Regions from separate parts of the Homo sapiens genome. Here region 1 is linked to region 2. A link is a contact called in ENCODE Hi-C data. All regions are on one chromosome and are shown on one strand. The core of a region is the stretch at or near the end of the contact, and the rest is flanking DNA. Distances in the headings are between cores, read along the strand shown.

What was found. Hi-C counts contacts between places; a loop is a spot of excess contacts on that map. Pooled maps may share reads with other maps.
Region 1: a map of left cardiac atrium shows a loop between it and region 2 (3-fold over the local background). The contact joins two enhancer-like sites. A Hi-C loop is called at or near these places in 2 of 168 maps with a recorded cell type or tissue (OCI-LY7 and left cardiac atrium) and 3 of 50 pooled maps.

What each region holds. Positions count from the first base shown.
Region 1 is chr4:85,555,658-85,562,664 of GRCh38, forward strand. The region is part of intron 1 of ARHGAP24 (Rho GTPase activating protein 24); the gene reads left to right. Among named protein-coding and RNA genes, the nearest start is that of ARHGAP24, 84 kb to the left of the region's middle. RefSeq lists an enhancer at 1,659-2,058. Within about 2 kb of position 1,759, at least 2 of the 41 ENCODE cell types and tissues checked have a DNase peak (open chromatin) inside an H3K27ac peak, as active enhancers do.
Region 2 is chr4:85,143,125-85,150,274 of GRCh38, forward strand. No RefSeq gene overlaps it. Among named protein-coding and RNA genes, the nearest start is that of WDFY3, 180 kb to the left of the region's middle. Within about 2 kb of position 4,592, at least 2 of the 41 ENCODE cell types and tissues checked have a DNase peak (open chromatin) inside an H3K27ac peak, as active enhancers do.

The sequences.
Region 1 (7,007 bases), core at 509-3,008, 410 kb after region 2:
GTTCCTTTCTAGCTGGGAGGCAGCAGGAGAAGGGACCTTGCCATGGGTAGGGACATGTGGAAGAGGGCCTTTCACTTGTCTCTCAGGTTTCCATATCAGAAAATGGCAGAGCCACTCCCAGTTGGGGCTATCAGCCTGGGGTGGGGTGGCTGCATTGTGGACTCAAGCCAGGGGGCCCTGCATATTGATGAGCAGAGAGGCCAGGTGGCTCATGGGGGGAAACTGACTGGCTTCTTCTTTTTAGGACAGCAGTGGCTGTCCTAAAGGAGGTGTGGTTAAATCACTGAGAGTCTTTGCTCCTTTTCCAGTCTGAGGGCAGCAAGGACAGTACCACTGCAATGGCAGTGGCAGAGGGGCTTTTGGTTGCCTCTGGAAGCTTCATCTCAAGAGAAACACAGAGCAACTGCTACTGGGAATGTTCAGCTGGTGGGTGGGGGTGACTGCAACTGCTGGCCCAAGCTTGGGGCCCGACTGGGTGAAGAGTGGGGGTTTGAGGGCTCACAGAGAGGAGAGCCTGAGCTTCTCTCTATATAATAACTGTGGTGTGCTAGAAGTATGAGTAAAACCCTCAGGTTCTTTATTTCTTCCCCAGACTGAGGGCATCAGGTACAGAGAGGCTGTTGGTTGCCTCTGGGATCACCTCCCCAGGGAAACACAAAGCCATTAGCAATGGGAATTCTCAGTTGCGGGTGGAGGAGCTCTTCAGTGATCTTGAGGCAAGACCCCTGCCTGGTGAAGAGTGGGGTGTGGGAGCTCGCTGGAAAGAGACTGGGCTCCTCTCCATATGATAGCTGCAGCTTGCTGGAGGTTTCAGCATAGCAACCAGGCCCTTTGTTCCTTCCCCAGCCCGAGGACAGTCAGGGCAGTACTGCTGCAACTGCAATGTCATACATGCTCTGGGTTGTCTCTGGGGTTTCCTCCTCAGAGAAATGCAGAGCCACCACTGACTAAAGTGTTCAGGTGGGGGCAGGTTAATCATATTGGGGGCCCAGGTCAACAGGCACTGCCGAGTGAAGGGTAGGGGAGGTGGGGACGCATGTGGAAAACAGTCTGGCTGCTTTTCTGTAAGGTGGCTGCACTGTGCTGGGCATCTCCATAGGTCTCCAACCACTCCACTCCCTCCTGAGCCTGAGGGCAATAGGAGCAAGGGCTGCAGGACAGCAAAAATGGTGCCCTGCCTCCCTCTAGGAGCTCTATCCCAGGAAAGTGTAGAGCTGCTACCATTCTGAGAGCCCAGGAGGGGGTCACTAAAGTCCCAGGTTTGGAGGCCCTGCCCAGTGAGCAGTAGCAGAGGTGGAGACCTATGTGGAACACAGTCTTGTCCCTTTTCCATAAGGCAGCTCTGCCGGGGGTCTGGGAGAGTCCCGAGTCACTGCACACCCTCTGGAGCCTGAGAGCAACAGGAGGGTGGGTTGCAGAGAAACAAAAATGGCAGGCTACCTCTCCCTCTGGGAGCTCTGTCCCAGGGAATTGCAGAGCTGCTCCCTGCCCAAGAACTCAGGTGGGGCTGGGGTGGCCTCACCAGCACCCCAGGCCAATGGGCCTTATCCTGCAAGGTGCAGTGGAGGCATGGCTTGCAGTCCATCACTGCTCAGCTGTGGATTTGGTTCCTTTCCTGCAGGCATGTGAGGGAGGCTGACCTTCCCCATTGCTGGACCTGCAGCCACTGGTGCCAGGGTGCCTGAGGATCCAAGGCTCCCAGGACTCCATGTGTGCTTGAGCAGGGCTCTGCCCAGACTCCCACGTAGTTCTCTGTGTTGGTCTGGAGGCCGCAGCAGGGGAGTTTGCGGGGATTTCCTGAGCAGAAGTGGTAGAAGTGTGGGTCCCTGAGGACTCTCACTTACTCACTGTTTCCCCAGTGTGGTGACTCCCCTGGCTCTGGGCCACTCCAGGTGGGCAGTTTTCCTGTCTCACTCTTCTCTGTTCTCTGTGGGTCATGCTGTTTCCCTGATGAATCCCAATGTGTTCACCTGGATGTTCCGGTTGAAGAGCTAGTGTCAACCCACCACTCTTTATTCTCTCCGTGAAAGCAGTGCACACTGGCTGCTGCTAGTCAGCCATCTTGGCCTCCATGTAGAAATATTTCTGTAATCATTTCCTAGCTTCCAGGTATCCTGGCATTTTCCCTGTGGATCTCCCAATTCCTCTGGTCACAGAAGACTACATATTCTTAGTGATGTCTTTTGATGAGCACATATTTTTTATCTTTAATGAAGTGTACATTATAATTTTTATGCTATTACTTTATCCTTTCTAAGTGAATCATTCCCTTTCCTCAGGTTACAAATGTATTTGGGTTCTCTCTCCATTCCTCTCTCACACCAGCTTGTCTCTGCATAGCGTCATTTTACAAATGGCTTTGCTAAAAGGGAAGATGAATGCCGCCAACCTCAGATGCTCATCCTTTCAGTGTCTTCCCTATCCTAAGGGAAGACTCTACTTGGCACTGTCTGAGTCACATGTCCATTTCCTGGGCCAGTCACTGTTGCTAGGGAGCTCAGGTTCTATGAGCAACTAAGTTCAAGCCCATCCCTTTAGCAAAGGGATGGTGGCATCAACGAGAAAAACATGGGATGAGGGAGAGGGGAGTCCTCAGAGACAGGCTCTTGGATACTTCAAATAACATATGTGCCACCAAACTTCTTAATTTTAAAAAATTATGTTTTATGTAGAAGATTTATTTCTCTTTCTCTAAACTGCTAATTAAATGTATTCAGGTGCAGTAAAGCTACATTTCTGTTTAGCATATCTAAAACTAAAGTGTGAAATAATCAGATATTTTGAAGTGCTAAAATATGTTCAAATTATATGTGAATAGCAGTACTTCATCAAAGATCACAGTTTAACACATCAAAGTCTACCATAATATGAATGATGCTATTATTTTCACTTTGACAAAAGTTTTTCCCTACCTTCCTCAGATTCTAAAAAAAAAAAAGTTGTGTTGTCCATACCTCCATATAAGAAACCACTGGGAGAGCAACTGTGGTTTAGTGATTAGCACAAGATTTATATACTTAGAAAGCCTAATCATTTTGCTAGGCTTTAGAGCAAGCCTGACGATGTTCCACCCACAGGATTAATTGACAAAAATGAGTGGTCCTTATTGGAAATCATTAAGTACCTCGGGGTTTTCATTTGAAGGAGAAAATTGGAGAGTTCATTGTAGACAAATGACTATCTCCATCAAAGTTACCCACTTGTAAAATATTTTCTTTGAAGTGTAGTTGAATAAATAGCTGGCCCCACTGAGGGGCTTGAAATGATAATGCAATCAACAACATTTGATTCTCCTAGGTCAGACTCACTAAAGGAACCTGATATTAAAAGTAGTGTTTCAGGAAAGCTTTCATCTTAGCTTAAAAATTATAGACATCAGGGAAAGTGCTGGAGGGGCTCTATAAATTATAGGCACAGCAGTTATTTCCCCATAATGAGGAAAGGACCCAGCTGACTTTCTCAGTGTCATACGGGCTTCAGCTTTCCTCTCTCAATTCTCTCTGCTATGTGCATAAAGCTCTCCTTCATTACTGCCATTGCTCTCCCATCCCTTGGGTATTATAATCCTATTACTTTTCAGATTTAGGTGTGGAAAACCTCTTAAAAATTAATAAATGAGTTCATTTTAATTGACAAATAAACATTATATACATTGGTCATGTACAACATCATGTTTGGAAATACACATACATTCTGGAATGGCTAAATTGAACAAATTAACATAAACATTACCTCACATCCTTATTTTTTGTGATGAGAACACTTGAGATCTACTCTTAGCAATGTTTAAGAACACAATACATTGTTATAGTCATGTTATACAATAGACCTCTTGAACATTTTCCTCCTGTCTAATTGGCATTTTGTATATTTGGACCAACATCTTCAGAAGCCTTCTGGGCCTCCCCAAATTTCTTTTCTTTGTGACAGTTTTTCAAAACAAAATCATATTAATAAACTATGGGTGAGGGAGTGGAGTACACACAAAAGCTTAAAAATTGAGATGTTTATAACATCATGTTTCTGATCCTATTTTGAGGGGTCTAGTCACAGATTCAATTAATAAATATAAAATAAGAGACATCCAACTTCTTTTCATCTTCCCTGCTTCAGGCTTGTTTTCTTTGTTTCTCTGTGGCCATATGATGAAATGATAGTTGCCGTCTTCACTTTCCATTAAAATAAGTTGAATTTCTCATCTTTTCCCGTTTCAGATGCCATTGCTTTTGGAAAAGCACTGGAGTTTCTATTTGATATTTAAGGGATATCTTCAGTTCTTAGTTTGTCTACAGAATTGAATTAGCAAAGAGTCTTTCTTACCTTTCCATATATGATTGGTTGGTTGTGACTGCCTAGAGTACTGGATTGAGATGGCATCTGGGGGTGAACACAGGTGATTAATTAATAATGTCTGCCTTGGGCTTCACAAGCAGCAGTTCTTTCTTAATCCCAATCAATGGTAAAGTATATGTTTTGATTTGATTTTTGTTTCTACTCAGGTTATCAGCATGGGGAATTCCAGTGGTTGTCTTTTTTATTTGTCCTTCAGATATCACTGTGGTGGTGAAGGGCAGTTCTAAGTATATATTAAAGTATTATACATATATTAAAATTAATATATATAATTTTCTCTCTAGTTGAATTAAAGCCATCTTAAGAGGGAAAAGATTCTCTCTACAATGTATGAGGCATTAAGTAGACAACAAAAGCTAAATTCTTAGGAGAAATTTCCTTTTTTATGGTTCATTTCAGTAAGTCATTTTGATTTCTTAGCAAATGAATACGGAAACGTTGAAGCTTAAAATATAATATGGAGATTGATGTTCCTGATCCATCCCAATATACACATCATTTTTTGCTATTGTCTATTCTGTGATGTTTTGAACAATTTAATCAAGCAACAGGATTTTGTAGTGTTTCTTCATGAAAATAACTGTACGTAAGTTCCCCCAGGTATGCCCTTCTGGTGACTATTTTTGACTTTATATTCGTGGCTGTTGTGCTTCATTTAATTCCCATTGTTCTTTTCATGGTTATACTTTTCATTTTCAAGAAGAAATGTTTATTTTTAACTCAAATCATGATTAAGAGTAGCATCCAGTGAGACAAATGGCAATCCACTTGGTTCAATCATTTTTGAAGTTCAGTTTAGCTTTAAGCCACTAAATTTGGGTTAGGTTTAAAAGAGAGAATTGGTCATGATGTCCTTGCATTTGTGTCTAGTAACAACGGCAAATGTTTTATGATTTTTGTACAGTACTCAGGATCTTTGAGGGCTTTGGTGTCAATTTTAATGTAGACCCCAAAGACTGACTGAAACACAAAGATGGATTGAAGCATTCATTCACTTATTCATCAGTTTGCCATTTATTTAACAATTATTTGAGCATTCACTATATTCTAGTTCATCTGATGGGTTCCAGGGAGTCTATTGTGGTGTAGAACACTGAGAAGTAATAAAAACAAGGTCTACATGTGATAAGGGTCATGTCCAGGATGGTATCATGCAAGGGGAACTTTCAGAGCGGGGTGGTGGTGGCACCAGGGAAGCCTTTGTAGAAGACCTGAAGGATAAATAGAAGTTAACCATGATGTCCAGGCAGTGGGAAAACCACAGGTGAAAGTCCTAAGCCCTTCCAGCTACTTTAAGAAATCCAATTGCTTCCCATAAACATATTTAGGCTCCTGGAATTTGTATCAGAGCTAAAACAATCTCTATTACATCCTTTGTTATTTTGGACCTAGAGGATTGATTCCCTTGTCGGCACCACATTTTGATTTATTCTTCAAGAAAAAGGTGGTATGGTGGAGAGTGAGGGGACAGAAAGTGAACTGAGAAAACTCATCTGTTTTCTTTAGTTAGCAGTTACTTTTTCCCCTTATTGTAAGTCACTAAGATCTAATTATTTAAATATTTTTCGTTATGTAGTTTTTGGTAAATGCACATGTTTGCAAAACCTTCTATATGTCCTTCTCTGCATCCTAGCTCTTGTATGAATCTTTAGCTATCTGGTATATTTTTTTACCATTTTATAGTTTTATGCTTTTTGGTAGTTTTATGCCTTAGGAGGTGTTCATGCATTCGACACGTAACTGTGTATTTAATGGCCACTCTCTGCTACCTCTGCTCAATACACTGGTTAGAAGGCCTCCATCCTCAAGGTGCTCATGTGCCAAAGGGGAGACAGAGAAATGACAAGGAAAACCGAATACAAAAGGGATTCTCGTGTGCTGTGGAAAAAATAAAATAAGGAAATATGATAGAATGTGGTGAGGGATGAAGGATGGTTCTAGTAAGGGAGGCCGAGGCGGGCATCTATAATAAGGCAACATTTGAACTGAGAATTGAACTGAGAATTGAATGGTGAGAAATTAGCTGTTCAAAGATGTGAGGGAAGTGTTCAAGGAAAGGTAGGCAGGGATTGTTAGGGGCCATATAGGCCGTGACAAAGAATTTGGATTTAACTCTGAGTGGAAGTGTTTAACTATTAGATAGTTTTAGAATGGTGGTAACATGACTTGATTTGCTTTCTAAAAGAAAATGCTAATGCTATGGAAAGAATCCATCATATCACTGTGCTAGGAATGAAATCAGAGATTAGATTAAATAGAAGGCTATGATAGTAATCAAGGAAAGCGATGTGATTACTATGATAGTAATCAAGGAAAGACACTGGATTTGCACTGTGTCTTCTACAGAGTAGGCACTCCATGAGTTCTAAAGGTATTGCTCATTCTCAGTACACTTAGTTTTATGTGAATTTGTGTGTGTGTGTGTACGTGTGTCTGTCTGTGTGTATGAACAAGATTTTATTCAAGGTTGAGCCACATAGCTACATAATTTTATGTCTGACACAGGGTAGAACATGGAGATTTAGACTTTTATGATGGAAATGAAAATGTTTGTCCTTGACTCTTGCCCCTTCTCTCTACCACCACCTGTGCTTCCATATTCCACTTGCATTCCTCCCATTTATACTTATACTCCCTAATAGTATCCTCCTACC
Region 2 (7,150 bases), core at 3,342-5,841:
CAACTTTCCCACCAGTCCTTCAGGTAATGGCTTTAGTAGCCGTTAATTATTATCTAGATGGATTATTTCATTAGGGTTGCAAAAGGGTTATCCTTTAATTCTATCATTCCATTTGTATTTCTTAGCTAGAATTTATCCATAAAGAACTGTCTTTTGTGGACTATTTAGATAATCTGGGAAGACGTTTGTATAGCCAAGGTAAGGTAACTATTTAATATTTTTCACTTTATTTTCCTCTTTATCATTTTGAGGCAATTATTAAGCCCTTACTCTAATGTGTCACAAGAAGGCACACACAAACCAATGGGAAAATCAGAGCTCTAGATGCAGAACTAAGGGACCTAATCTTGCCATTGCCTGGTATGTAGCAGCAAGTTTGTACATGTGACATATCTGACACATGCACTTCTCTGTGGTCTAAAGAAACATCTTTAATGATACGTCTTATTTCTATAAAAATTTAATTCTCTAATTCCTATAATTTCTGACATTGTCAGGACCTGTATCTGCTGCCTTTAATCATACATACATTCTTAGTTCTATAAATATATTTGTAATCCCACTCGCTGTACATTGTTTTTATGGTAAGCTTCCATTATTCATTACAGAAAAGATTCATTGAATATCTGGCTCCATTTTATATAGACTCACTATTGTGTGTCCTTTATCTTGCTTTCTACCTTAACCAATCTAGTAAGACTGCTTTTATTAAGTCAGCCACTTATTTCTGGCAAAAAACTATATATTTACCTACTATTTTTTTCACTTTGATTCTGCTTATTAGTTATGAAAACTTAGTCAACTCATCTTACTCCTCTAGCCTCAGTTCCTTCATTACTAAAATTGGGATCAAGAAACCCTTCTCCAGAGACATTCTGAAGACTAACAAAGGTAAATTATGTGAAATCAGTAGTCATAGAGCCATTCTTACATTCATTTATCCTGTTCAGCAGTCATTGAGCTCTTTCTGGTGGTAGCTTCTAGGCTAAGTCCTAAGAATATGTAAAGTGAAACAGACATGGGCTTTGCTTTCAGGATGCTTCAGTCTGACGGTGAGTATACACATTAAAAATATAATTGCACCTAATCCATAGGTGTTCCACAAATGATTGCCGTATTTGACAATTCAGCAATTTGACTGTTCAATTGTTGATTTATTGCTTATTTCTATCCATTTATTAGAAATTAATGTTTAGTTCTGGCTCACTAATGTTTTCACGATATAGGTGTCATGAATTTCTTTACTGTGTTTGAAAGAACGTATGACACTGAGTTTCACTTTAGAACTTCCTAAGTATTAAGTATATAAGTAAAAAATGCTGGGAAGTGGAGAATTTTCGTTTTGTTCATTCACTCATCCATTTATCAACTGTTCAGTGCAACTAGAATAAGCAAGATGATTTCAGAGAAGATAGTGATGCTCAGATCAACTTGTTTTATAAGGCAACAGAGATGAGTTAATCAGAATTAGACAATGCCTCTTCTGTGTTTGACTGGCTATTATTGCCTGCAAATTGCATCAAATATTTTAAAGATTTGAGATGAAAGATTTGGATCAATATGTCTGATTTAATAAAGCCACTTATAACCCGAGACAGATTGACCATACTTAAAAGAAGTAGGTCTAGATCTGTGAGATAAAGAAATGACTAGCGAATGTCATCTGCCAGAACTGAACTCATATGTGCTTGTCTGTGGCTTTATAAGGAAAGTTGTGTACTTTTTATCTCATTTTCCCATTCTCATTGGTATTTCTTAATTGCCAAACACATCTTTGGCTACTTGTTTTGTGTATTTAATACCATATTCTCTTTGTTGACATTGAGTTAGTCTACGACATATAGTTTAAAATAGCTAAGAGAGTGTATGTGTGTGTGTGTGTGTGTGTGTGTGTGTGTGTGTGTTTTAAGCAGCCATTGAGATGACTCAGAAATCTAACTTCTGTTCAGGTGTGTAAGTTGGATTCGTGTCATATCTTTTAATTCTTAGCTTTATTACTTTTTTTTGCTGGTGATTAAAGGAGAACATATCATCTCGTTGATATTTTGCCTCTCTTACTCTTTTTAATAGTTTGATCACAACTTATTTTCTCTTAATTGTTTCTAACTTTCTCATAACATTTCTCTTAACTTTTAGTTTCCAAGAGTGAAGGTATGGTTGAACATACTCTTTTTCTAAATTATTTTTCCACTCTTCTGTAAGAGGATTATGCTTCCTGGCTCTGTTGATATCAGATTTGGTCAAATGACTTGCTAGGCCAATGAAATGTGAGTGGAGGTAACATGGACTACTTTCTGATAGAAGCTTTAAGAACCATCATGTAGTTCTCTCATTATTCTCCTTCCTCTGCCATGTGATAAAAATAAGGGCTGCTGCTTCAGTTTGGGTACCAGGATGAAGAAGACTTTCAGTGTGAATTAATGTGAATTGAGGCTGACAGGCATTAATGAGAAATAATAAATAAAAATAGACAGCTCAGATTTGGGGGTCATTTGTTATAGCAATGTATTAGTTGACTAATACAAAGGAACATGCTAGTTTCATAAGCAGTGGGGCTGTGTATGATGGCTCACACCTGTAATCCCAGCACTTTGGCAGGCCAAAGCAGGAGGATTGCTTGAGGCCAGTTCAAGATCAGCCTGGGCAATATAGTGAGATCCCATCACTAAAAAATTTTTAAACAATTAGCCAGGCAACATGTCTGTAGTCCCAGCTACTTGAGGGGCTGAGGTGGCAAGATTGCTAGAAAAAAGAGGCAACAGGATGGACTGTTGGCATAAGAAAGAGAAAAGAGCATGTATTTTGGAGTAAGGTAGATCTGGGTTTGATCAAGCTTTGAATTCCACTAGTTGTGAATACTTGGGCTAGTTATTAAACTATTTATACCTCACTTTTTTAATCTGTGAAATGAGGGATAAGCCTACAATAAACTTATTAAGTTTGCTGTGAAGATTAAATGAGATCATCGCATTAATGTAATTCTTATTGTTGTAACCAATAGTCAAATGCAAAACTATATAATAACTCAAAATTTATGGAAGTTTACTTCTTACCTAAACTACAAAACAGATGCTCTTAATTGTCAGGTACATTTATTCCAAACAGTGACTCAGAGACGAAGCTGCCTCTTTCCATCTTGTGGCTCTGCTGTCTGCAGTATGTGGCTTCCAAGGTTGCCTGTGGGATATATCCATTCCAGTCATCCAGAAGGGCAAAAGAACATGAAAGATCCTGAAAGGGAGGTTTGTCATGGGCGATGCATGGAAGTGGTACACATTGCTTTTGCTCACAGTACTGGATTCTGATTAGAATCCCGTTACATGGTCATACTTGAGTCAATGTTGGCTGTAAATGTAGTCTGGCTATGTGCTTAATAAGAAGAGGAAATGGTTGGTGAACAGTTAGCAGTCTCTGCCATAGTGATATATGTAAAGGGCATAGACTACTAACTAGCACCTGGCAGATACTTAATAAATATTCTTTTCTGTTTGTGTCTCTAAGTTCCTTCAAACCTTATGTAAATATCAAAAGTGTTTATTTGCTGGGATCAGACAAATGACATTTAAAATGGAATATATACATTTTGAAGCCATAAAAAATATATACTTTTTAGCTCAGGGGTCTTCCTTGGTATTCACACAGCACTTGCTTTGTGCAAAGGTCTTGGATCACTGGCAATCAAAACTAGAGTTCCTAGAGGCATTCAATGAATGTCTGTTGAATGCCTACCTGAACAAATATACCTCTCTCGATTTTAATAAAATACCATGACTGAGCCAGGGGGAACTAAACTGGCTTCCTAGAGACTATTGCCTTGCTGTCTAAGAATCGGTATTTAACTTTTACTTACTATGGGAAATGGTTGTATTTATAACCCAAACTTAAATTAAAATTTTAACTAAGTGTTAGCTAAAATTTTCCAGTTAATTTCATTGTTATTGAATTATTTCTTTGGATTTATACTTTGAGGCTGGATACATGTAAAAACTATTGATAATTTCTGCTTGTTGAAATCAGGCTTGTGAGAGTTCTTGCAAATTTATAAAGATATGTTTGAATCTTAGTTTTTCTTATTCTCTTAGGCAACTCATACTACACATATGGGCCTCGACTATTTAATCAATAAAACCAGATGAGGATAAAGACTAGGTTATATACTCATAGTGAATTTTAAATGGGGTAAAGAATGTAAAACAATGAATACATTTTCTGGCATGTAGTAAATACTCAGTAAATGGTAATTTTCTATTAATATTAATAGCAATAATGATAGTAATAGCACCATAATACTAATAATGGAAAAATAATAAACTATTATCAGGGAAGGGCATATTTTTCTCAGAGGCACACTGTAGATGTGCAATAGGATGATTAACCATCTTTGCCTCCCTAGAACAACACAGAACAAGGTTGGAATATGCTTCCCGTTATGCCAAGGGCAAGGTTTTGTTCTCACCTGAGTGTTTTGACACTGCATAATTTGATAGTAAACAAATTATGTCACGTTTGGCGTGTACTCCTTCATATTTTTGAAAAGCCACTAGAGGGTGCTACTTTGCTAGAAAAATACAAGTACTTCCTTACAGTAACATTTTCAGTCTGCAGCCGCGACGTCTGATGTTAGGGACTAGAACTGAGATCTCTGCTGTGAGTATCCGGATACAATTTATTCATTTTCTTTCGCTTATGTAGGAAGTAAATAGGAATAGCTTAGGTAAGCTACAAAAGTTGATTCAAATAAAATCCTAGTCTTTTATTTCAGTAAAGGTTCATACCCATTCTATTAGGAAAAAATTGTCAATATTTCTTACTAAACAAAATTGTGAGGGTAAATGACTTTCTTATGAGATATAAGCTGGCTTTAATACGTGTGCTGTGTTTTTGCTAGACTTCTGTTGTTTTAAGTTTGGTATAAGGATATTATTCTGTCTTTGGTAGTTTTTAATTATAAGGGTTAGTGAAAATGAAGATCATTTTGTATGATTTTGCTCTCTGAAAAATAATGTTTCAGTGAATCAAAGGTCACAAATATATTCAGGTGGCTGAGGTGCAGGTAAACTAAGCCTGTGACCTTCCTTTTTGTTACTCTGAGTGTAAAGTAAATGTTATGTTGGTGAGAGGTTGTGTTAAGCGTCAACCTCAATTATGAATAACGGCCTTTAGTCTATAGCTCATACTCAATGGCAAGTGCATCTTTGTGGAGGCAATTATCTAAGGATGAAACATAGTCAGCATGGGTCGAGTCAAAATATTTCTGCAAATTAACCATTGTCTTTTCAGCTGACCATGAGGTAATGAGATGAAAGAAGATTGTCAGTAGTTGAGTGAGAGGAATAAATATATGGGAGACATAAAGAATCCTAGTTGTGTAATAGATGTGAATTATACAAAACCTGGATGTTCTCATTTTTGATCCCTGATAGAAGAGTTAGCTTCCTGAGAGATTTTTGTCCTACTACGTATTACTTCAAAAATATAAGAGTTGGGGAAAAGGGTTTCTGATTTGTCTTCCCTTAGTGAAAGGAACACTAAAAAGTTTCAGACAAAATTATCTGAAAGAGTCTAGCTCCTCAAGTCTTTTGAGTTTCCTCTACCCTAGGTAACTAATCAAGTCTGGGTTGTACTTGATGATTAAACAAGAATTTGGTCACTGGGGTGGTGCATGGGGTGTGTGTGTGTGGTGTGTGTATTTCACACACTCACATATGTCTAATTACAACTTTAAGAAGTCATGTCAGAGAGTATCTTTTTATTCTCTGTCTTACCCTACTTTAATTTTCGGTGTTAATTCAGCGTTTATAGCTTGTTTGTATGATTATCTTTAGGAGCAGTTTTGTAAGTTAGGTAGTTATTGGTGGTGGGAGAAGGGGAGGAGTCAGTATATTCCGATTTTTTTCACTGTTGTTATGTTTTTCAACTCCATACTTTAAATCTTGTACAGATAATTTGAGACTGGCAACATTTAAGTGGCTCTAAAACACACAAAAAATTTCCATCTATCTTTTTTCATTAATGTAGATCATGTCTTTCTGTTTATTTAACTCCACTTTGGGATATAAATGAAATCAAACGGGGTTATATCCTTGTCCATGCTGGGGAGTACTTTCCTAGCACAGGACAGTTGGCTAAATAGTCCATACAGTAGATTAGAAGGGGAACTGTCAAACCTGGACTGAATTTTTACTGAGAAAATACCTCTATTTTAATTTGCCAGCTGTATAAAACATAGATTACAGAAAATAATATTGAATTGGAAGGTGGGGGGCAGTTAGCATTCTGGTTCTGATCTGTTCCTAAGTTGTTGGCTAATGACTTTATCTTGGGTAAACCATAGATATGGTTTATCCAAGCTTCAGTTTTTTATTTGTTTTTATCTTATAGGAAAGAATAGTGTCTCTTTTGTTCATATCAGAGGATTGTTGAGTGACATACAAAAAAAATGCCCTAAATTATAAAGACCAACAAAACTGTTGCCATGGTCTGTCAATGTGGTCATGAAAATGGACTTTATAAGATTCATTAAATACTATTGGGGAAATACCCTGCACCAGCGCTCTGACTTCTAATTCTACACATTGCTCCCTTCAAATGACCATACTGCATGTTTCAGCCTGACAAGAGATGCTGAATGTGTGATGATGGGGGAGAAAGGAAGAGGTAGCTCATCTTCCAATGTTGTGTACAGATTGTCACTGCCAACACCCTACAGCTGTGCTTTTGCTTTTGATTTCTTCATGCCTTTTATATGACTCAATTCCTGCTTTAAGGCACATTGTATTCTTGGCTTCTTAAGCTCAGATGCTCAAATAATTCCATGGGGTCCACTATATAAACTTAAAACCACAGTGGATGTGAAATTGGAAATACTAAACTTGGAACTGTTCTTTTTTGCTCATATTTTCTCATTTGATAAATTGAGGGAAGCAATGTTTTTCAGTAGCTCCCTTTGGTATAGCTCCATGGCTCTCAAACCTTGGATCTAGGCTTTTATTACCTCGCTGGACTAAGTATTGTTAGGAAGTCCTCTTCTTTTGCCTTGTACACCCTTAAACAAGCCCAATAAACGACAGCCTTGGTTTCCCTGTCTAAGCTGATCTCTCTCTCTCTCTCTCTCACACACACACACACACACACACACTCCAACATTATC